Regions from separate parts of the Homo sapiens genome. Here region 1 is linked to region 2. A link is a loop called in an ENCODE intact Hi-C map of the cell type or tissue named here. Cell type or tissue: dorsolateral prefrontal cortex. All regions are shown on one strand. Each heading gives the region's core, and the rest is flanking DNA. Links, peaks and the distances in the headings are about the cores only.

Evidence for each region. Hi-C counts contacts between places; a loop is a spot of excess contacts. Peaks named below come from ENCODE experiments on the same cell type or tissue, not always from the same donor. Only the 100,000 strongest peaks of a DNase experiment are listed, where the experiment ranks them.
Region 1: a loop joins it to region 2, with 5 times the contacts of the local background. A loop is called at or near these places in 3 of 110 quality-filtered maps.

The regions. Positions count from the first base shown.
Region 1 is chr2:51,024,822-51,036,537 of GRCh38, reverse strand. NRXN1 (neurexin 1) reads left to right here and starts at 4,406. Exons shown (of 23, transcript NM_001330078.2): 1 at 4,406-4,557; 2 at 7,344-9,036. The coding sequence starts at 8,265. NRXN1-DT (NRXN1 divergent transcript) reads right to left here and starts at 3,937. Exons shown (of 11, transcript NR_135237.1): 1 at 3,522-3,937. RefSeq lists an enhancer at 8,508-9,207. In dorsolateral prefrontal cortex, for the core only: no CTCF peak of the experiment used is centred there; DNase peaks (open chromatin) are centred at 3,947, 4,337 and 6,087; H3K4me3 peaks cover 6,284 bases; H3K27ac peaks cover 6,389 bases.
Region 2 is chr2:50,524,193-50,535,908 of GRCh38, reverse strand. It overlaps NRXN1 (neurexin 1), which reads left to right. Exons shown (of 23, transcript NM_001330078.2): 11 at 4,479-4,682; 12 at 7,258-7,284. Among named protein-coding and RNA genes, the nearest start is that of MIR8485, 170 kb to the left of the region's middle. In dorsolateral prefrontal cortex, for the core only: a CTCF peak has its summit at 6,102 (motif pointing left); no DNase peak of the experiment used is centred there; H3K4me3 peaks cover 320 bases.

The DNA of each region.
Region 1 (11,716 bases), core at 1,476-9,475, 500 kb before region 2:
TATGGCAGCATGTTCAATATCTATTCTTAAACTTTTGTAACCAGAAAACTCTAATTGGTTCATATAAAGAAAACTAGAGACATTTAACTGCAAACAAAAAATGGATTATATTATTAAAATAAAGTCATGAGCTAAACAATAGAATTCCAATTGTGCAGCACTGATAATGTAATTGGTTAGAGAAATTTGATAGCAATCTGAAATTTAGTTGAATTAGCACGTAATATTTTCCTGATACTGTGATTATTTTAGTAAAAGTGGCTTCATTTTGATCATCTATAGGACAGTAAATAGAAAATCCCCTCAGCGATAAATCTTACTGTTTTTTTTGAGTTGTTTCTCATCTTAAGTGAAAATGCATTTAATGTATATCAACTGGTATTTTTCCTCATTGTTACCATGTGTTTCTTCTTCTACCCCTTATATCAGTAAAGCACCCTTCATAACTGATATCAATATTGGAATTCATAGGTATCTCAAAGCTTCCACTTTACCTTAATGTTAATTGAGAAAGTAGGTGTTTACATTGATTTCCTAATGTTAAAGCACAGGGTCTGATTGCAGCAATAAACACAGAGCATCTCTGCTGCATTCGTTTCTCAGTCAAAAAAAATCTTACTACTTAGTTTCATTTATTTTTAGTGTAGCATTAGTCTCCATGTTAGAATTCTCATTAATATTAATAACCTATGGAAATATACTTGCTTTAGGTGAGCATGCATTTCCATTTTCATTGATGCAAAATGTTTACCAGTTTATGGCATGAGATATTATTTATGTTTCCATATTTGGGTTGCCACAAATTCTCCCAATCAGACATAATCATAAACAAGCACCTTGATTTCGCAGTTACCTCATTTGTTCTGAGTGGTAGCTAGGGGCAGGAGTTGAAATCCTTAACATATTTCTGTAGCCTAAAATTAGTAGATTCCCTAAGGTGATTCAGGAGGAATTAATCCTACTTCCCACCTTCTAGAAAAATACTAGATTGTTCTTACAAATGTTAGATTGCTTCAAATTCAGATCTACAGGAATCACCTCACATCTTGCCCAGAAACAAACAAAAAAGGTAGTAACATTGAAAACACGTCACCTATAATATGTAACAAAGTACATGAATATCATATATTTCATACAGTATTAGTCATTAAGGAATGTTATGGCAAAATTCTGGAGTTGACTGTTTAGTTTCCTAGACTCCTCTTGATGAAAGTCTTAGAAAGGAAAAGGAATGAACAATTACGGGCATCTGCATTCTGCCAAGCACTTTGCTACGTATATCTGATGATCCGTTCAAAGTCAGTGTAGCAAGGGGGTTAAGATTACAGAATTGAGTTTGGATTTTTCCTCACACTGTTGCTTGCTTACTAGACTTTGACTATCTGGACTAATCTCTCTATGCTTCACTTTTTCTCATTGGTAAAATGAGTGAAATCCTAGAACCTACCTCTTAGAGTTGCTGTGAGGTTAGAATAAGTTAATGTAAGTAAAGCACTTGGAGCACTGTTTGGCGAGGAGTAGGCACAAAATTAACATTCAATGTTGACATTATCTCCACCAAGTCATATAAATGGAGATGCCATTATCTTTATTTTACTGATGACAAAACTGCCACTTAGAGAGTTGAAGTAATTTATGGAGAAACAACAGAAAAACTCATACTTTAAAATAAATTAACAACTTTTATCATTAAATTATGTTGTGATATTTGCATTCTAAGCTACAAACTGATACTTTTCTCTATGCATATTTACTGAAAAAAAAAAGATCCTGGGGCTGTCCACTTCCTTGGACTACATACAGTAAGTACCTTAAACCTGATTGCAAAGGGGATTACTCCAATACATCATCTATTCCTTCAGTTTATATAGTTTGTGTGTGTGTGTCAGGGAGGCAGTGGTGAAGAGATGTGGGAACACTGGTCTTTTTAATCTGAAAATTCACACATGCAGCATAAGAATGTCAACATTTTTTTTAAATCAAAACACCACAGAAGACATCTCAAGGAAAACCTTGATTCAGTGGAAACACTGTGTAGCCCAATTAAAGATAAAATAAAAATTCACAAAGACGAAATGAAATAAAGTAGGAAATTGTTCAGATCACATGCACTGGTGGTAAATAATGAGTTTTTATGAATCCAGGTAAAAGGCAGTGCTTTGACTCTTAAGAGTGCCTCTAGCACTACCATAATGTTCACTGATGCATGTTCACACCAGATCTTAAGAGCATCATGGAACCAAGTTAGACTTGATTTTTGAAAGTGGGCTGTCCATTCCACTTACTTTTGCAATAAGCTTTAGCTCTATACTAAACACATCGCGGTGTACCTTCTGTACTATTTGTCCTATAACCTAATGGTAGGAAAAATTGAAAAAGGCCCTGAATTAACTAGACTGTTTTTTTGTTTCAAGTTCACTGAATGAATAATTTAGATAAGTAATTTTCTGAGTCTTAGTTTTACATCATTTAAAATTAAATTTTTGTTTTAAGAATCATGTTAACAGCTATTATTTCATTACATTCCCAAAGCAATCTTATGGAATAAGCTGACAATGACTAATACCTCTATTTTATAGTCAAAGAATTCGAGTTTCAGAGAAATTCCTTCCATTGAGTCAAACAGAACACAGAGTGGGTTGTAGTTGATAAATATAGCCAAAATTCCACAATTTGGAATCCACAATTCCAAATATGTTATGTTTATTTATTCATTTCATCTTCACAACATCAAACACATGAAGAGGGAGCTATTATTATATCCATTTTACAGATGAGGTGACTGAGGCAGCATAAGATTAAGTATCTTGCTGAGGTTACAACTAATAAATGGCAGAGATTGAATTGAAGCTCAGACAATCTATTTCCCAAACATGTAACCACTTGACAAAACTGCCTCTCTAAGGGCGATAAACATATTAAAACCTGTGATACCCGCCTTCAGGTTATTTAGACCCTTTTACAAAAGTAGTGAAAGTATAAATCGGCTTATCATAGGAATGAGTTCTAGTTTTTTGGAAGAATATACATATTGTAATTGTAATATATATTATTTTGATGTTCCCAAATTTATCTAGTTCTTAAATTCTTGCTCTATAGGGCCTGGAGGCCAAAAATAGTCTTGCCTTACAGTATTTGAGGTTCAGACTATTAGGTCTGTGGCGTTGCAATAAAAATGTCTGTATCTGCTCCAAAACTAACCCAGGCTAGGAATATACAGGAATAGGAATTTAAATGTCCATAGGGTGCAAACCATAATTTAAAGCCACAGACCCCGAACTCCTCTACCACCTAATCTGTAAGCTCCCTTAGATTTAACCCCTTTCTCACCAAACCCAGCAATGCCTATTGGGCATGCCCAGTTGCATGGTTAGAGCCTCACACCCAGTTTTACTTTCACCAGGTTTTACCAGCTGCAAAAGGGAGGAGGAGACGGAGGGAAGAGTTAAACAGGTAGAAAACTTGGTTCAAGACAGAGCACAGAAGGCTGGAGAATGACGACAGGCTGCAGTAAAAAGCACCTTGTCAGACACAGTTGATCGTCGTCTGCAAGTTGGCATCTTACCCTGGTGGGTTCCTTTTACATCTTTTTGGCACAGCCTAGGCAAGTCATGAAGATTTGTTGTGATTACCCAAGGCAGAGCCACAGTAAGGGGTGGGGCAAGGGACATCGGATCTAGAAGAATGCCAGTGCCTGTGTGAGTCTTGCTTGCCCCTGCATTCCTCGAAAAGCTGCAGCTTCTTTTCAAGGGTTCCGAGCAGGAGACCAAGGTGCACAAGTAAAGCCAGAGCTCATCATAATTATCGACTCCTTGGCCCCTTCTCTTTGACTGCTGGACCCTTTCCTGGCACCCTCTCAGGTATCCCCGCCCAATCACTACCAAACCCCGGAGAAGTGGAATCTCCATACAGCTTTCCATGGGTCTAGCAGGGGCCTGGGCATGCTCAGTAGGCTACGTGGTTCTCTGGTTCGTGTTCGTTCGTTCTCTCTCTCTCTCTCTCTCTCTCTCTCTCTCTCTCTCTCTCTTTCTTTCTTTCCGATGGGGAAGAGAGGGTGGTGACAAGTTAGAAGCGCTTGCGGAAGGTCCCCGCCCCCAGGATCAGGCTCCCCCTGCAAGGGGACGATGCAAAGGTAAAAGCACCTCGCTCCGCAGCATCCAGACCTGGAGGGGCTGCGACCACGGGCCGAGCCCACCCATTCCCCAGCCAAAGGACGGGCCCGCCGCTCTCCATGGTACTGCGGAGAGCTCAGCTCCGCCCTTCTCTTTCAGAAGGACAGCACCCGGCGTCACGTAACCCAGCCTTCTCAGGCTCCACCACCGCCTTTTCCTTCCCAGCTCTTTCCCTCTCCTCCCCCTCCTCCTCCTTCTCCTCCTCCTCCTCCTCCTGCTCCCCTCCGTTGCCTGTTCTCCCCTCCCGCACTCCTGGAGATAGACGCTCAAGCCTGACGCCTCTGAAAAGGCAGCAGCAGTCGCCTTATCCATAGACCTCAGGAAATTCGCTTTGACCGATGCATGCTTCAGGCTCTGGCTCGAGCTGAGGGGAATAACCGGGCAGGTAAAGAAGCTCAATTTGGGTTGGGGGGAGGGGATGGGGCGAGGCAAGCTGAAGAAGGATATCTTTCCCCATTGTAACTGAGCCAGGATCTGCCACAAATACACAGGGAAAGATGGGTGGTGGGAGGGTGGAGGAGTGTAGATCTTGGTTGTTTTGCATGAAGCCTTTTAAATAGATGGCAAGAAGAGATGGTGGAACTGGGGTAGTAACTTAAAGGCTGAATGCAGTGATGTATTAGCAAAAGAAAGAAAATAAGAGACAGGCTAGATATCAAAGCAATAAAATATCTCTCCATATATTTCCTTCCCTACCTCATCAGCCCCACACTGTGCCCATCGTTAATTTGTGCAGTAGACCCCGAGCTCCAAGAAACTGCACTGGTATTAGAGATGGAGCTTAGAGACTGGGCGGGAAAGCCAGAGAGAATTTTGGCTGTGCATTGGTATTGAGAGACTTTGCAAAAGCCAGGGGTGAAATAATAAGCACTTCTAAAATTTCTCTCAGAGATTTCATGTTCTTTATGAAGATATATATATATATTGAAGGGTGCATGGAAAGGTGTAGGTGTGTATGTGTGTGTGATATCAGAAACATTAAAATATGCAACTGCAGCCGATGAGCGTACTGTATTGATCCTCCTAGTGACTTGGGATGAATTTGATTCTAGAAATGAAAGAAAAGATTAATGATGCTGTTAGTCTGCTTTTGAATTAGAGCGCTTCTTCTTTTGGCTGCAGTAAGGATGTTTTTCAGATCCCTTTATTTCATCCTCTAATTTGTGAACTGGCCAGGTCTTTCTGGCACCTAGAGAGAATCCTCTTTTCTCCATATAAATACAGATACTCGCTCACATACAATGAGCTTCCTCCAAGAACTGGGAAAACCAGTTAACCTCCCTGTGATAAGAATGTATATATATCTATATGTACATATATATTGCTCTACGGTTTTTCTCTCTTCCACCATCCCTTAAAATTGTCAAGGTGTGCATTAGTGGAGGAGGGCAGGAGGGACGGGAGAAAAAAGGTTATGTGATCAATGTAACATTAATTAATACAATAATTGGCTCCAACAGAGTTACACACACAAGAAAAAAAAAAAGGTTTTCTAACACATGAGCTTGAGAAAGGGTTCAAAGCACTACTCTTGATCATGATATTCCAGATTTATTTTGCAAATGACTGAAAATTTAGCAGATTCCTGAGTCCACTTAAAATATGAAAGTATACTGAATAATATGCTATTTCAGATGATTTGACGAGCCTCTTTCCTCGGGTTTGATATAGGAGAAGACAAGATATGACTGGTGATTGCTGATGGTGTGGAATGTATCAGCCATAATAAATAAGCAACTGAGATTTTTATTTCCTTTTGCTAGTGGGCAGTGTGTATGTGCGCACACCCACACTGTGTGTGTGTGTGTGTGTGTGTGTGTGTGTGTGTGTTGAAAGAGAGAGAACCAGTCATCAATTTCATCTGGGAGGAACTTGAAGTGGGATACCCTAGCTTGGTGGCTCTCAGCTGACACCTGTGGGGATTGCTCTGTACTGAAGAGAAATGCTCTCAGCTCCCCCCATGGAGAAGCAGCAGCACAATGCGGTGCCATAAATTACTGCTAGTTTCAGCTTGTAAGGGAAAAAAAGTGTTAATTGGGTAGTGAGCTTCTACATCCAGACAATAAATTTGGGGTGTGTGTGTGCATGTGTGTATGGTGTATATATATTGCAGTGTGTGTGTTTGCAAGAGGTGGGGAATATAAGAAATAGTGAGAAAAATAATGCACTTCCTTGACATGAACAGATTATACATTTGTAATTTTTTTCAAAAGGTAAGAGTAATTTTTTGGTTAAAAAATGACTTAGGAAAAAAATCAGTGATTATGATTTCTGTACCATTTCAAGAACCTGTCAGATTAGAGTTGAATAAAGAGAAGTGATTTAATAGTATAGTGAGTGATTCAAAGGTACGGTTTTAAATTCTAGCATCCTGGAGCCACTGCAGCTGAGATGACATACATGCCAACAGCTCTTCTGACCACACAAATTGTGAGGGCTGACAGCAAGATACAGACTTCAGGAGGAGTTAGATCTACACTTTTAGGCAAAATATTAAATACTTTATGCACCTTTAGAGAAGTTAATATTAGGGCAATTGAGACAATGCCAAAAACATAAATCTGGCTCCAATTAGTGGTTTTCTTTTACAACAGATTATTCATTAATATAAAGGAGAACTATACTTGTGTGAAATTTTGCAAGAGACTATCAAGAAACCATCAATATTCCTTCTAAGAAAAATAAAATGGCAGGAATGCTATACAAGTCTAAGCTGGCAGCTTCCTGCCAACAGTTTAATCTAATTTGCCAATTGTAAAATCTCTTAACTGAGATTTGAATAGGTTGTATTTTTACTGTCCACAGAACAAGCACACAACATAGGTAGAAATCCTTAAAAGCATTTGTTCTCCCCTCACATATTTTAAAAATTAAACTATCTTGCGAAAAGAAAAAGATAACCATAATCAAATTTCTCTTTAAAACTTCGGGTTACCAACTAACAGTTATAATAAACTACAAGGGTGTCATGGCTGACTGTAAAAGTGTCATATTAACTATTAGAAAATGTTAGGACTTACTTGTAGTGAGGATAACAAAAGCTCCATACAAGAAGGTTAACTCTTTGCCTTACTAATAGGACCAGGTCTACACTTGTGTTATGAGCTGAATAATGATTTATATAATACTATATTGACTTTAGACCTTAATTTTGACTTTAATTCTCTGCAGATGTCTGAGTCCTTAAAAAAGACAAGATAAAACCAAAATGCATCACCAACACACAACCAATTGATGTGCTGGCATCTTAGCTTGGCCCTGCAGAGGCAGAGAGAAAAGAAGAGGAGCTGTTGCGATTTCCACATCTAACAGCTTCTGGCTATTTCGCAACTGCTGGGTTTGAGTCCTACTGTTGCCGTGGCTGAAAAGAGAAGTAAAATCCAACTTGTGAGACCACGCACAAGGAATTAGGCTTTGGCTGCAGCGGTGCTGAAGCCCATGCTATGACAGAAGAAGCAGGCCTTTGAAGCTATCCTCGGGTTAAGAAATGGTGCCCTAAAGAGGCAAGCATCCCTTTCTCCGTTCTGCTGTAAGACACCACATCTGAAGGAGACAGACTTGAGGCATTCACAAGCATCCAAGGATACTGGCTCACTGCTGGCTTCCTGTACTTTCTTGAGAAAAGTGTTTTCTTTTTACTGACTCTCACTGCTTCCTTTTGGCCTGGTACCACTGGTGGAACCTGGCAGATAATGGGATTTGAGGAGTTAAGTATCTGTTGACACTGCAGATACTCTTAAATTAGTTAATCAGACTCAAATGGGTCAGTGCTTTCCCTTGATCTTTTGTTGAAGCCTTTTCCAGAACGTTGTCTCCAAAGTGCATCCTCCCTTTGGTCTGGAAGTTCTGTGGCTACCCTGTACCACTGGGGTCAACGTTTTCCAGTTGGAAGAGGACTACAGGGAGAGAGGGCGGGGTTATTGGAAGAAGAAGAAGAAAAAAAGAACTAGATAAAGGAGGGCACATCCCTCTCACTCCCGCCTTTCCCCTTACCTTTCTGTCTCTCGGGACCCTTATTTCTTCGTCACGGTGTCCAGGACCATTTTGACCCTGTCGGCCCCGGCACCCCCCCGCCGCACCCCAGCCCCGAGCATGGGGACGGCGCTGCTCCAGCGCGGGGGCTGTTTTCTTCTGTGCCTCTCGCTGCTGCTCCTGGGCTGCTGGGCGGAGCTGGGCAGCGGGCTGGAGTTTCCGGGCGCCGAGGGCCAATGGACGCGCTTCCCCAAGTGGAACGCCTGCTGCGAGAGCGAGATGAGCTTCCAGCTCAAGACTCGCAGCGCCCGCGGCCTCGTGCTCTACTTCGACGACGAGGGCTTCTGCGACTTCCTGGAGCTGATTCTGACGCGCGGCGGCCGCCTGCAGCTCAGCTTCTCCATCTTCTGCGCTGAGCCTGCGACGCTCCTGGCCGACACGCCGGTTAACGACGGCGCCTGGCACAGCGTGCGCATCCGCCGCCAGTTCCGCAACACCACGCTCTTCATCGACCAGGTGGAGGCCAAGTGGGTGGAGGTCAAGTCCAAGCGCAGGGACATGACGGTGTTCAGCGGCCTTTTCGTCGGGGGGCTGCCCCCGGAACTGCGCGCCGCGGCGCTCAAGCTCACCCTGGCCTCGGTGAGGGAGCGGGAGCCCTTCAAGGGGTGGATTCGTGACGTGAGGGTCAACTCCTCGCAGGTCCTGCCCGTGGACAGCGGCGAGGTGAAGCTGGACGATGAGCCGCCCAACAGCGGCGGGGGAAGCCCGTGCGAGGCGGGCGAGGAGGGCGAGGGCGGGGTGTGCCTCAACGGAGGTGTGTGCTCCGTGGTGGACGACCAGGCCGTGTGCGACTGCTCGCGAACCGGCTTCCGCGGCAAGGACTGCAGCCAAGGTAAGGCCCGACGCCCGACCCACGGGGGCCGGGGCCTGGGCGGGGCTCGGGGAGGAGGGGACCGGGCTGGTGCATGGGGTCTTCCTAATCTTGGCAAACGTGTGGCAGTTCGCTTCGAGGGAAGGACCTTGTTTCTGGGGGACTCTCTACCTTACCACCTCCACAGCTTCTCCCTTGACATCCTCCTAAGGATTGGCAGCCCCCATATCCAAGTTTGAGTTCCTTCTGGAGACCTTTCTACCAACACTACTCCCTTCCAAGTGGCAAATACAATGGCCTCTTCTTATTCCTCGGGTTCTTTGGCAGGTTGGGCCCTATATTGGGCCGCGGCCCACCTATATGACCACTGTACTTGTCTCTACCACTTCTAAATCTGTAACACACAGACTTTGCCCTTAAGATGCAAACAAGCATCTAGAAGATTGGGCATGTGTTTGATGAGAAATGAAGCACAGGAGAGGTATACCACGGCCGTGGTTGAGAATCCCCACGTGGTTCTGGTCACTCGTGGTAAAGGACGAGAAAGACAGGGTTCACGGGCAGTGCTCTGCCTTTTGCAGATAGAGCGGTAAAAACCTGCTTTTCGTTGTGGAAAAAGGGAAAGAGAGGATGTGAAGCGTTTCTTCATTAGCAGGAGGCTTTTTGGAATAATGTTGGTTTCCACTGTTATATCCAAGTCCAACATTTGTGAAATTTAAGTAAAATTTTGTCATTTATGCGGTTTCTTGAAGTGTGAGGTCAGCTGACGTTTAAAAATGTTAGAGATTAAATAAGATTTCTTAATTAACAAATGCCTTATAAAGAGAAATAAAGTAGTAGAGAAATTTAGATGTTGCTGGATTGGGAAGCTTCTGCAGACTAATAAACAGGGATGCATGTAAGGGATTGCAAGAGATTTTCTAAGGATATTCGGCTAATGACATTTATCTGGGTAGTGGAGGCCAAGTTGTAATTTCTGTGGTTCTTGGGGCTTAAAACAGTGTGGCATTAAACTACAAAAGTCATACCTAAGTTCTCTTTTCTCCTCTTTAGAAATAAAATTCGGTCTTCAGTGTGTTTTGCCGGTGCTGTTACATGACAATGACCAAGGAAAATACTGTTGTATAAATACAGCAAAGCCTCTAACAGAAAGTGAGTGAGTGGTGTGAAAAAGACGAATCAGTGGCTAAGTAGGAGATGTCAGGATTTAAAGTAGATAGCTTATGGGTCAAAGCAAGGCAATCAACACATGGATAAATGGCATTTGTGGCTGAAATGGGTGAAAAAAGGTGAATTATTAAATCTGATTTCGAAAGCTATAGGGACAAAAGCTCTGTGTGGCTGCGTTTTATTGTATAATGTCTTTGATTTTTGCTGACAGTGCTAAGGGGAACTAGCCTTTGTAAATCTTATTAGAGTTGGCAGTTCTCTCTCACTTGACTTTAAGAGAAATGAAGACTTGATAAGATTTGTAATTGTTTAAACAGCAAGGAGAGTTAGTTAGGAAGAAAAAAAACTGGTCTTTAGGAGACTTCTGTAGCCTTCACAGGATTAGGAGGAGGGGAAGAAAGAAAGGGCTATTTTGTTGCGCTCTGTCTTCATGTGGGTTTTTGTTTTTCATTATATTTTGGCTTAGGTAATTATAGAAAACTGTGTATTCCATGGCCTATACAGCACTTCAGCTTTAACAGTACATTTCTATGGTTATGAGAGCAGGCTTTACAGTTATGTTTTACAAAATAAAAAAGATAGTTTTTTTCTTCTAGCAAATCTACTTGTGAATCATGAATAATATGCTAGGTAGATATGATAATTTCCATACTGTAATTTGAAGTTGCATACTTTTGCACTGATTAATAGAAACAAATTTTAAAATGAACATTATTTTATGGGAAAATTGTCTTAAGTATCCTAATGCCACTTTAAAATACAGAGAAGGCAATTTAATGAAGGACCCATGAAATATAGCTTCCTTCCTTAAATTAGGAAACAAATATGACACAATGACAGCTTGTACTGTGTGGGAGGGTGTTTTAAATGAAAATTTTTATTTTTCTATGCATTTTTAATGTAGGGATTCAGAGATCATGCATAATCAGGAACAGTTAAGAGTGGAAAAAGTAATTTGTTAAAGAGAAGCAGAATTAGATGTATCTGAAATGCATTTTATTTTGCAAATGGATAGCTCTTTCTATAAGATAAAGAATTTGGAATTACCAAGATGCATAATTGAACAGTGTAGTGCCTGGTACATAGGATAATTCAACTCAGAATAGCAAATCCATTAGGATTCTTCTGAAGCATTGAGTCACTTTGAAAATTTGAACTGAAAATGGAGTGCAAAAGATCACCACGAAACGTAGAAGGAAAACAAAAGATTGGATTCTTTTGAGTATCACAGAATTGGGAGATGGAGTGATAAAGGCAGAGTCAGTCTTCCTAGAAGGATTGGCTCCATTTTGCTTATTTTCCCTATTTCATGTGTGTCAAGTGACTATTGAATAATTAATTGAGAATGGATGATTCTCCCAATACAGATCATGTATTAATGGCTAGGGATAGATGATTTCTATTCAGATGAAATATCAACAAAGCTCTGCCTGTAGCCAGTATGTACATTGTCTGCCATGTTCTTCATAAAAACTAATTTTAAAATAAATAAGTTCACTTCATTAAGAGAAAATTTAGGGAAAAAAACAGA
Region 2 (11,716 bases), core at 1,450-9,449:
TAATTTATAATTTATGAAAATAATTATTCAAAGTAATTAAAAAACATGTTCAGCTCCTTGGATTTAGAAAGTTCAACATGGAAAAATTATGTTGCAATTGCATTATAGGAGATGTTTATCATGCCTAAGGAAGCAAAGGAGTTTATAAGAAAGAATAAGATACTTGCTAACTTAGGCAGACAAGAAGAGAGTATTTTGTTTTACATGTATTGATCCTATAAGAAGGAGTAGTACAGAAATAATGTTCAATGAATAAAAGTTAAATTTAGCGCCTTCCCTTCTGCTTTATTTTTAATAAAACTGAGAATTTGTGGAGACTTGATCATATAAAAATTATTCTGTTATATGTAAGAATAAGAGCATTGATATAATCAGAGATCTGCTTTATACTGTTTGTTAAATTCTAACAGATGGAGGGACAGATGTCAGAGCAATATAATTTGGCTCCCTGTCTGATTTTCATCGTTGATCACAATATGTGACTGCCTTTCGGCAAAACTGAGCACAGGTGTACACTTTAGACTGCAACAAAGAATAATGTAGAAAAGGAAATTTATCAAACTTAATGACAAGGGAGAAGGAGATATAGAAGACAAAGTTGAAACTGGTTTTCTCCCCCAGTGGGAAGTATTGTATTGGAATTAGCCTTTTAAAGAATTATTGTATATTCTAAATGATGAAATAATTTTACTAGTGTTCAAGGATGCTGCCAAATAGCATAACCTTCAAATGTCAGAATGTTGTTTACCATTTATTTGGCAACTCTAGACTACAACCCTGTGCATTTTCCATTTCTTGTCTAATTAAACATTAACTCTAATTGTGAGGAATCGTTTAGGCTTTCATTTGTCATTTATCAACAAGTTATTTTCACATTGAGAATTATTTAACATGACACTCGGGGGCACTCTAGTTTTATTACTTTACTATGTTATTTCAGTCCTGCAGCTTTCTGGAGAATGTTAAAGGCTAATGATTCTGATTATTTTTTTCTCTGGGTTGTATTTCACACTATATTTATGATCCATTGTCAGTCATCTGTATTTCTTAAAGGAGGTGCCCCCTATTTAGTTTTCAATCAAATCAAGCTACTTTTCCCAGAAGAATATGATTATTTCAAAAATGTGATTATTGAATAATAGAGCCTAGTTATAGAGATTAAATAAAGAAGAGAAAACAAACACTGTTTTGATCCTTTTATCTATATGAAACCAAAGTAACTGAACACATGATAATGACTTTTACACTTTTATTCGGGTGCTTGTTGCTTTACAGATATGGGTCATGATTGTCTAGTTTAGGAAAAACAAAAGTAAAGATCAAATTTCTTTTAAAATTATACCACAAGCATTTTTCTCTCTAGAATTCACTATAACTTTACACTCAGGTTTTCATTATTTTTTGAGCAACAGCAATTTGATTATTTGCACTGGTCTTTGACCACTGGGATTTTACTCCCATTTGGGAAACTTTTTGTCTAATTGGAAAAAAATATGATATTATATAGAACCACTATATTTTTGAAAGACCATATTTTGTTTTATCAGTGCTTAGGGCATTGCCTAACCATGAGGCCCCTGTTTTGATAAATAGACACTTCCCTAGCCTATCTTCTGCAGCCCAATTTTGGCCTTCAAAGTGGACCTTATTACATATTTCGTTCATGCACAGTACTGAAATTAGATTTCACTTGCAATAAGCAGAATAAATACTTAATTTCTTTGGTAAGCTTTTATGTAAGCTTGGTATTCAAATTGAAATTAGCTCACTGTGTGTGTATGTGTGTGTGTGTGTGTGTGTGTGTGTGTGCAATTATTGATTCAATTAATATTTATGGAGGCTCTGCTGTGGGCCTGGCATTGTGGGGGCACTTGCTGCTGATAGAGCAATGCATATGAGAGACTGATCTCTGCCCTCAAGGTACTTGTATTCTAAAGGGCATATACAGATAATACTCTACAAACAAGAAATGGTCATTTCAACAAAGTGAAATGATGAATATATATTGAATAACTGGAGTGGGTAGCAGGTCTCTCTGGAGTAACATTTGAGCAGAGACCTAAATGCTGAAAGAACCAGCTATTTAAAGATCTGGGGTGAAACATTTTTAAACAGAGGGATCTAAAAGTGCAAACACTTCAGTGAGATCATGAAATTGGTGTATCTGGAGCTCACTGAACAAGAAGCGGGACATACTTAAAGCTGAGGCCAGAGAGATGGACTGGGGCCAGGGTCACACTGATCTTTGTAGGTTTAAAAAAGTAGGAACACGGTTGAGGGAGCTACTACAGTGGTGTAGGTGAGAGATGAGAGCAAAGTCTGAGGGACATTAGTGGCAGAGGTGAACAGCAATCAATTCAGAATGTGGATTGGAATTAGAGCCTTTAGGACTTGCAGACTTGCAAATGGATTGGACATGGCAGAGAGAGTAAGAGAAATCAGAAAGCTTTAGGTCTGAGCAATGAGATTATCATGTTTACTGAGATGGAGAAGACTGAAGAAGGAGCATGTTTTGAGTTTGTTCATTTTTGAAGGGAGTAAATCAAGAGTTTAATAATATTCCAATTGAAATATTCCAATTGAAATTTCATATTCCAATTGAAAATTTCCAATAGGCAATGAATGCTACAGCTCAGGAGAGAAGTCAGAACGCTTAATAAATATTAGAGGAGTGAGCATATGAGTTGACTGAGATCTCTTAAGTCAAGAGGTAGATGGAAAAGAGAAGGGAGCTAACCTAAGCAGGGAGACCTGGAACACTCAGTGCTTAGAGAGGTTCTGGTTCTCACTTAATCCCATCATGACAACAAATAGTGATTAAAGTCTTATAGAAACAGTACTTGACTTTCTGAAAAATAAACTTACAAAACCACAACTCTAAATATAGTCCTAATATTGAACACAGTTGTATCAGTACACTTAATTGCTATGCTGTGTAAGTAGGCAAAATAATGAAAATTTCCTGGTTCATTTTAATTCCAGGTAGTTTTTCTTTATTAAGTAGCATCCTGAGTTATCGGAACCAATGAGAAAGCAAACTGATTCACGCTTGTTTTGCAATATTCCACTACCATATGGTGCTTAACATTAAGGAGTCCTGACTATTTCTTAAAGCCGTCAGGTTGTCATCAACAGTTTTTTTTTTATTCATTTCTTTGTGTGTTTAAGACAGTACTAAGCAACTTCCCTACTGATGCCATCTGCCTTAGTTTAGTAACAAACATCCTCACAAGCTCCCCAGTCCCACCCCCATGCTTATTTAGTGTAGCAAAAGCACATCATTACTGCTTTGCATGAGAACTTATTCAGGACACCAGGGCTGTGCTTATAGATAATATTTAAAGTTACTCCCCTTCTATAAATTAATCTTAAAAGGAAGTAACAGTTCCTTAAAAGGAAGCCTTTGTAAAAATTACCTTGCTAAACATAATGGCTCAAAAGAAGTATTATCTGTTGTTTGGTAATATCAGTTTTTCTTTTTTCTTTTTGAACATCACCTTTGGTAAAGTATTGGCCTAGTTCCTATAGTTAAGCTATATTTCTTTTTTTTTTCTTTTAAAAATAATTCTATCAGGGCAGAGATTATGAAAAAAAAATGATGACAGTAACTTCTCCTAGAACTACAGGTTTTCAGAACAGATCAAAGCCCTGAGAAACCTTCTGGCAGTACCCTCTCATTGTGCAGATGAATAATTCAGAGCCAAGGCAAGGTTGACTAATTTCACAGAACTAGTCAGTGGGCTTACCATACATAAACATGCATTGAAAAGTTGCTGGAGGCTGGGCACAGGTTCCTTTTGGGAACCTGGGCGAGAGGGTCACTGGAGTCCAGGAGTTTGAGACCAGCCTTGGCAACAAAGGGAGACCCATCTCTAGAAAAAAGTATTAATAATAAGCTAGCCTGGCATGGTGTCATGCGCCTGTGGTCCCAGCTACTCAGGAGGTTGAGGTGGAAAGATTGCTTGAGCTCAGGAGGTCATGGCTGCAGTGAGCTGAGATCCTGTCACTGCACTCCAGCCTAGGGGATACAGACCTTGTCTCAAACAAACAAACAACAACAAAACCCAAACAAAAACAACAACAAAAAAATCCACAACTTCGCTGGTGTTTCAAACTAGGCTCACACTGTGGCTGTACAAAAGAACGTGATCTTTGCTCTTGAGAAGGGGGGCATATAATCAAACACTCAAAATTCAACATGATTAATGCTATAGGTAGAAAGTGCTCTGGGAACAAAAAAAAAGGAACTGCTGATATCTCTGTTTCTGGGCTTTAGCAAATATCTCACAAGGGAAGTCCTCTACTGTGACTTCTCTTTCCAGCTCACAGTTTTGTTTATTTCTGAAGAAGATGAATTGATTTTGTAGTATTGTGTTCTGGAAGTCTTAAATAAATGATAATAAATGATCCTTTTCCTCTTTAAAGTATTAATGCGCTATACCATCCAAGAACTTATCATATTCATTTTCCATCTCTAGAGGCAACGGTTTTGAGCTATGATGGGAGCATGTTTATGAAAATTCAGCTCCCCGTAGTCATGCATACGGAGGCTGAGGATGTTTCCTTACGGTTCCGATCCCAGCGTGCATATGGCATTCTGATGGCAACCACTTCTAGAGACTCTGCTGACACCCTCCGCCTGGAGCTAGACGCAGGACGTGTGAAACTGACGGTCAATCTAGGTAACAACCTGCCTTCCCCCATTGAACTAACACTTTTTTACTTTTTGTTCAATTTGCCTGCAAACATTGATCAAGTAGCCTGTTTGCCATGGAAAATTAAAACACTTAATGGTCTTATTTCCATCATTTAAAGTAATTTGAGGTTTTCGGGGGCATCTTTTTATTTTTTATTTTATTTTTTATGTTTAACATAACTTACTGTTTTGTGATTTCTACCACTGAGGGTTCTTAAAAGAGAGGCCATGTCTGTCAGTGAGGTTAATTGAAAATATAAATTATTAAGCCTGAGGTTGCCTCAAGCTGAATTTTCTGTTGATATATTCACTGACATTTGGATCGGTTGTAGGTGACATCCTTGCAGATAAATAAAAGCATGTCTTCTTAGAAAGGATTTGCACAAAATATCAAATTTCTGCTTTGTTATCTAGATCAAGAGCTGTTCTTACTCTACTCCATGGGCTTCTCCTTTGAATAATCACCTTTGTGGTACCCTGTCTTTTCTGTTTCGGAGTACTGTGTGGTGGTATTTTGCTATCAAACAGCGATCCACAGCCCTTCAATGCCCAAAGTCTGCGGCCCTTAGCAAACAGCCATGAGAACACTAGAGACACAGGCTCTTCTACAGAAAGATAATGCTTTCCTGCTTAATTGTAGCATTAAGAAAGACCCATTACAGTAAAACCTCACCAATCTAGATGAATTATGGGGAAAAACCAGGCTGAATTAGGAAAAAGTCTGAATTGCAGATTTTAAAATTTGTTTAAGCAGTTTTTATTTTTATAAATTATACTCAAAAACATAATAGTTTGGAAAGTCTTATCACGGAAAGGGCTCTCTAGGCTGATTTTAATGGTTGGATAAAAATTAATTATAATTAGCACATCGTTTCATGCAAACTATGCCATCAACATGAAGTATTGGAAATCAGTTTTCTTCCCACGCTTGGCTTTTCAAAGTCTTGTTTGTTTATGAGTTTAATTTTTTTTCTTAAGAGATCTTTGCTCATATCAAAGGAAGAATAAATACTCTGCCCAAATTTTCAGTGTTATCATTATTTCAAAATAAGAGGAGTCAAAATTAATGAGGTTTTACTGTATTTTTGACAGTGTTAAACACACGTATATAGAAATGAATAAACAGAGAGGGAAAAATGAAATTTGAAACTACATAGATTTACCCCAAAAAAGGAGTAATAAAATGTGATGAGGCAAGGCATTTGTGGAAACCCCACCTACATTTTCAAATTGTGCTGGGCAGAACGATAACTCATAAAATATAAAATTATCCCATTGGTATCTTATTGCATATAATCATATTTAATTAATATTAGTGAAATTAAGTTAAATATTAAGGTTAAAAAAATACTACTTTAAGAACACAGAGCACTCTCCTTTACTGTTCTGTTAGAGTACCCTCTAGTGACGATGACAGGTTATTACAAGCCAATCAAAACAAATCGCCTAATTGCATGCAGTAAAGCTGCTGTTAGTCAAAGTGGAAACACTCATGAGAATTTTCGAACAGCAAAGCATTCTGTAGAAAGAGGTGTGTAGGTGCTGGTCCTTGGCTGTTTGCAACCACTTTTCTGATGCGGTTGACGACACATGACAAACTCAGCTATATGGAAACAGAATCTAGGTTTATTTTTTTATGTTCTCCAAAGGCATTAAATAATAAAACCCAAACCAACAAATACATATAAAATAAATATGAAACATCCTACAGTCTTTTAAAAATAACCACTATAATTACAGTTTGTGTTACCCATACAAGACGTTCTGTTCTTATAGTAGCTACTTTTATATAAAGCAAATATAAGAAAGGGAAAATCAAGAAAGGAAAATCAAGGGAACCACGACACTTATTACACAGAGATAACACTGTTAGCTCCTAAGAGAGGCATAGGCTTGTGTGCCTTGAATAATGACTGCTCCTTAGCCACTGGAGTTTCTAAAGGAAACATACAGTTGTTTCTTTCCTCCTCCAATTAACGCAAGGTATGGAATCCAGCCAACATCTGGCAGTTACCTTTTTATGCCCAAGCAAATAAAATTTAAAAACAAAACAAAAACCCTTAGGGTAAGATAAGAATAATTTTAACTTGCTTTCCATTTGACCACTGCAATTCTGAAGGATTCTGTTGGCCTTTGTGGGATATTAGATTTCGGAGGTCCAAGATGTCTGAGCCTAGCTGAACCTGCACTGTACCCCATTGTGACGGAGCACTTTTACATTTTGCGGAAAACAATGATATGTTCTTTCACAGATGGGGAGAAAGTTGCAGCCAGTCTAAGCCAAACATCTTTGACATTTAACAATTCTTTACTTCACTTAGATTTGTCACCATGTAGCTTTGTTTGAATTGGCCATTTTTAAAACCTTCTATTGTTGTTTCCAATGGTAAACTTTTATAACAAAACATCTGGGCTTTATAAGTATGTAAAGAATAATGATATGGAGTGGCCATATTTGCATGTGTCTGTCCCCGGAAGGGTGGACTGTAATTTTATTGGATGTCTGCAGCTATTACCTTGAAGGATGAATTTTCATTTTTCATCTATTCTTCCCCATCTAGATTGTATCAGGATTAACTGTAATTCCAGTAAGTGCCTATTCAAAATTTTTAAAATGTTATTCCTCCATTATGATGTAAGCTAGTCAAGAAAAAGAGAGAGAGAGAGCAAGAGAAATGTGTTTATAAAACTCATGAGCTCACTTTTAAAGTATACCAGTCCATCATCTGGGTTGTAAAAATTCATTTTTAAATTTGTACAGCTGAAGACTTTCCCACTGCAGTTCCTACCTCTATATGGAAAAAGAGGTGACAAGTGTTTTGTAACAGAATGTGCCAGCACCTTATAGACATTTAGATACTGCAAGTGGCATTTTTAGACTCCAGTTGTTCTCTTCATAACCAAATAGGAGAAAATATTGTGGGTCTTATTTTCTTTTGTCTTTATCTTTTAACTCAAATACAAAAAAAAATACTTAATTCCTCTTACTTCGAGAGTTACTATTAAACCCATCTAAAGTTTTACATAGACATAGAAAATTACTCGTCTAAAACGTTCTTCCTTGATCATTAAGAATGTTTATATGATGAATTTTTACATCCTAATCATATCTCTGCAAAAATAACCAAAACCCTTCAAATCTGTGACATGCATGCAAACTGATGAGTCTGAAAAGATGCATGGACTGAGTTTTCTTTGAATTTGGATGAAAATCTGAAAGGATATAAGGACTGTGATTTTATTTTGAGTTGTGGCATTATCTTAAGTGTAAACTTATTTATTTCTGTACATAAATGCTCAGGTTTTTTCTTTCCAGGTTTTGCTGATCACATTAAGAAATCTCCAATGATCACAACACAAAGTCATCAGCAATTTAAATAAAATGGTTCTAACAAATTTCTAATCTCTCACTGTCACAGTAAAGAATTTTTTTCTATTCTCAAAACAATGCTGAATGTGAGTTGATGGAGTCTACTCCCCACAGCATTGGCCATGTTTTCAAGTGGCAATAAGGCATCCTCTGAGGAACAAATAGAGGTCTTAAACTTGCGAAAACAAGACTATTTTCCTAATAAAATACGTACTGTTTCAAACACTGTGCCTCTTACAACTCATAATTCTATCCACATATATTTAATATTCTTTTAAAAATAACATTAAAATGAGTTTGTTCAATCAGACCAATAAAAAAGTAACAGAATGATGACTTATTAAAAATTAAGTTAATAAATTATAACCAATATCCCAGGCATTTAAAAAGATCTCGAACAAAATAGTTCCTGAAAATAACCTGTCAAAGCTCTCACGTAAGCGGAATTTTTCAAATATATGTAATCTCCTCTCCAACTCTATCTCCTCCATGCATTCCTAAAAGGATATACATTTTGCACATCTAATACCAGGTCCAGTTTGCTTTCAGCTGGGGGCATAGATGCAGGCAAAGTGGCAACTCACAAAATATTCTTTGCCAAAGCCAGATCTGTGCCTCACTCTGGCTGTAGGTTTTCTTGATCCCTCCTGCATCTTAGAAAATCCTTGTGGGGACCAATATTCCTTTCTAGACCTCTACCTTATGTACTCTTTTTATTTTATTTATATGAAGCATGCAACAAGGCATGAATTTTTGAATTTACAAAATATAACTATGCAAAGTATAGCAATTAATGAAAATTATTCAAATGACATGTGATTCTGTATTCTGTGGCTATATCAATGATTTTTTAAATGTATGTTTATAGTATAATTACCCTTGTTAGACTCGTTTGCCATTTGGCTTATATCATGAGACTCTGGTATTGAGGACAGTCTTATTTTTCCTCTGGATATTCCACAGAATAATACCTTTGAGGACAAAGGTTTTTGCTGTTTAGTGAATTGTTTTCCCTTTTTAATGAGTATGTGATACTTGAATTCAATTAATGATTGTGAGCCTCCAGTGTACACATCGGACAGGACTGCACATTCCTTAACTTGACAGCAGTCACTGGAAAGAACATTCAATGAACAGGTAACATTTTCATTTCCTTTGCCTCTGTTTTATTTGGGGAATAGGGAGCAGGTGTAGTAAGAAACCCAAGTTCCATAAAAAAGACTCACCTTTGAGGAAAGGGAGGAATTTACATTCCAGATAATGCAAACCTAACACACAGTGATTAAATGAGCAGTGATTTCTACCTGGAGTGCATTTTGTACTCAATAAAAACTAAATTAACAATATCTGTATCTCAGTATAACTTGCAGTTTAATGAAAGACTGAGTTATTACATGTGTCCTCTGTGAGCCATAGGTTTGTCTGAGACTGAGAAAATTAATGTACGTTTATTAAATCACAGCCGATAACACCATTATCTCTAAAAATTGTGCCATACCTAAGCTATCAACTGTATTGTGAAATTAATATGAAATACCTCAATTGATATCTTTTAAGAAAATTATCACAAGAAATATACAAAGTAAAACATAAAAGATTATCTTACATTAAAGACTAATATTAAACTCTAAGTTATTACGTTTGAATGGAAACTTCCCCAGAAACACTTTTCTACTTTTACTTAAAATTGTGCTGCTGTTTCCTATAGTCATTTTCTCTTTCCCTACCCCACCGCCAAGTTTACAGCATTTGTACTTTATATGGAAAATATACATAGTGTCAGACTATCTAATCTTTGCCAGTGAAAAATGGGTGGGAGGTGAGGAGGGTAGAGGGTCCAGCTACATGTATTCAAACCTGAATGAATGTTTCTTTTTCAGCCACTCTTGTGTCAGTAGTTTAGATGCAGTGACAGAGTTTTCCATGGACATGTTAGGGCACAGCCCTTTGTTAAAATTTCCTCTGAGAAAGGCCAGATCTGAATTCCAAGTATTATCTCTGTCAAATTCCTTATTGCTACCATTTCCCCCCCGGGAAGAAAAGCTGTCAAGCATCCTTAAATGGAAGAAGAGAGCCTCTTTTCATTTAAAAATAAAAAAGCTTATTTTCAGCTATAGATAGGGTACTTTCTTTAAAAAGCTGTCTCTCTGAATAATGGCCATTTCACTGCCAAATGTATGTTTTGATCTTGCAGATTACAGAGTGTGACTGCACACAATCCCAGACGAGTCTCAGTTTATTGATGCTCATTAGCTTATACCATTGCTAAAATATGTTTATCTACAATTTGGGATTAGATTAAGGTCAGTGTTTCCAAATCCATGGGCTGCAAGGTGAGCACAGAAATGAATTATCCATGGCTCACCACTCTCCTCTGTCCAGGATAGGAATAGAAGGACAATCAGATTACCCTTGCCTCCTCTTTCTTTCTTAGACAGTGAAGGATACTTTAATAAGGGTAGATGGGAAGGGACTGTACAGTCACATTCTTTTAACATAAAAAGGAAAAAACTATCTGAATTAACGAAGGAACACAAATTGTAGGCTATTTTAAAACTCATCAAAGAAATCTGTACTAACAAAAACTAAATATTAACAAATCATTGTTGAAACCTTAAATCATATTGAACAAGGTGCTTTTGTGACTAGCACGTGAATTATTTGCATGAGAAGATGACTGTTTTACAGTCTCTTGCCTGGTCCATAGTATTAAATGACTTTAGTAAGTCATTTAAAAATGATAAAGAATGCAAAAAGAATTTTCTATTGCTTGTGAAATTTTCTCAAGTGCATTGTTAGTAGGTTCTGTACAGGACATTAGTCTCATTCTGCATTCTTTATATCTGCCAAAGCACATAGCCTAATGTCAATCTCAGAGTTATAATGATGGTCTCAATTTCAAGTTTGGTGCCCAATAATTCCAAACGATACATCCAAACTCATTAGGCTATGTGTTTCTATGTATTTTTTTTCTGAAAATTTGGCCTTTTTTGTGATGTACTGCATGATTAAGTAGTGCCATTTTTTTCTTTCTCTCTTCTTCTGGTAACCTTAAAAATCGTTAGACCTATAATCTTTTGAGGTGTAAATACATTGAAATTTTGAAAACTAAACTTGCTCCTATCAACTATAGGTAAGTCCTAATTGTCATATCAGTAACTACTTTAAATATGCAGTGGATTCAGTGGATTCAGGGAGCCTTTTGTGTTTCTTGGTTTTCTTATGCTTTCTATTCTTTTTGTTTTTCCAAATCAATGGCATAATTACGGAATGACCTTCTTGTTCACTGGAAGGCTTAGGGACACTTCGTTTATTTTATTTTATTTATTTATTTATTTATTTATTTATTTATTTATTTATTTATGAGATGGACTCTTGCTCTCTCATCCAGGCTGGAGTGCAGTGGTGCAATCTCAGCTCTCTGAAACCTCCGCCTCCCAGATTCAAGCAGTTCTCCTACCTCAGCCTTCCAAGTAGCTGGAACTACAGGCGTGCACCAGCATGCCTGGCTAATTTTTGTATTTTTAGTAGAGATGGGGTTTTGCCATGTTGGCCGGGCTCGTCTCGAACTCCTGACCTCAGGTGATCTGTCTGCCTTGGCCTCCCAAAGTGCTGGGATTACAGGCGTGAGCCACCACACCCGTCCTCAG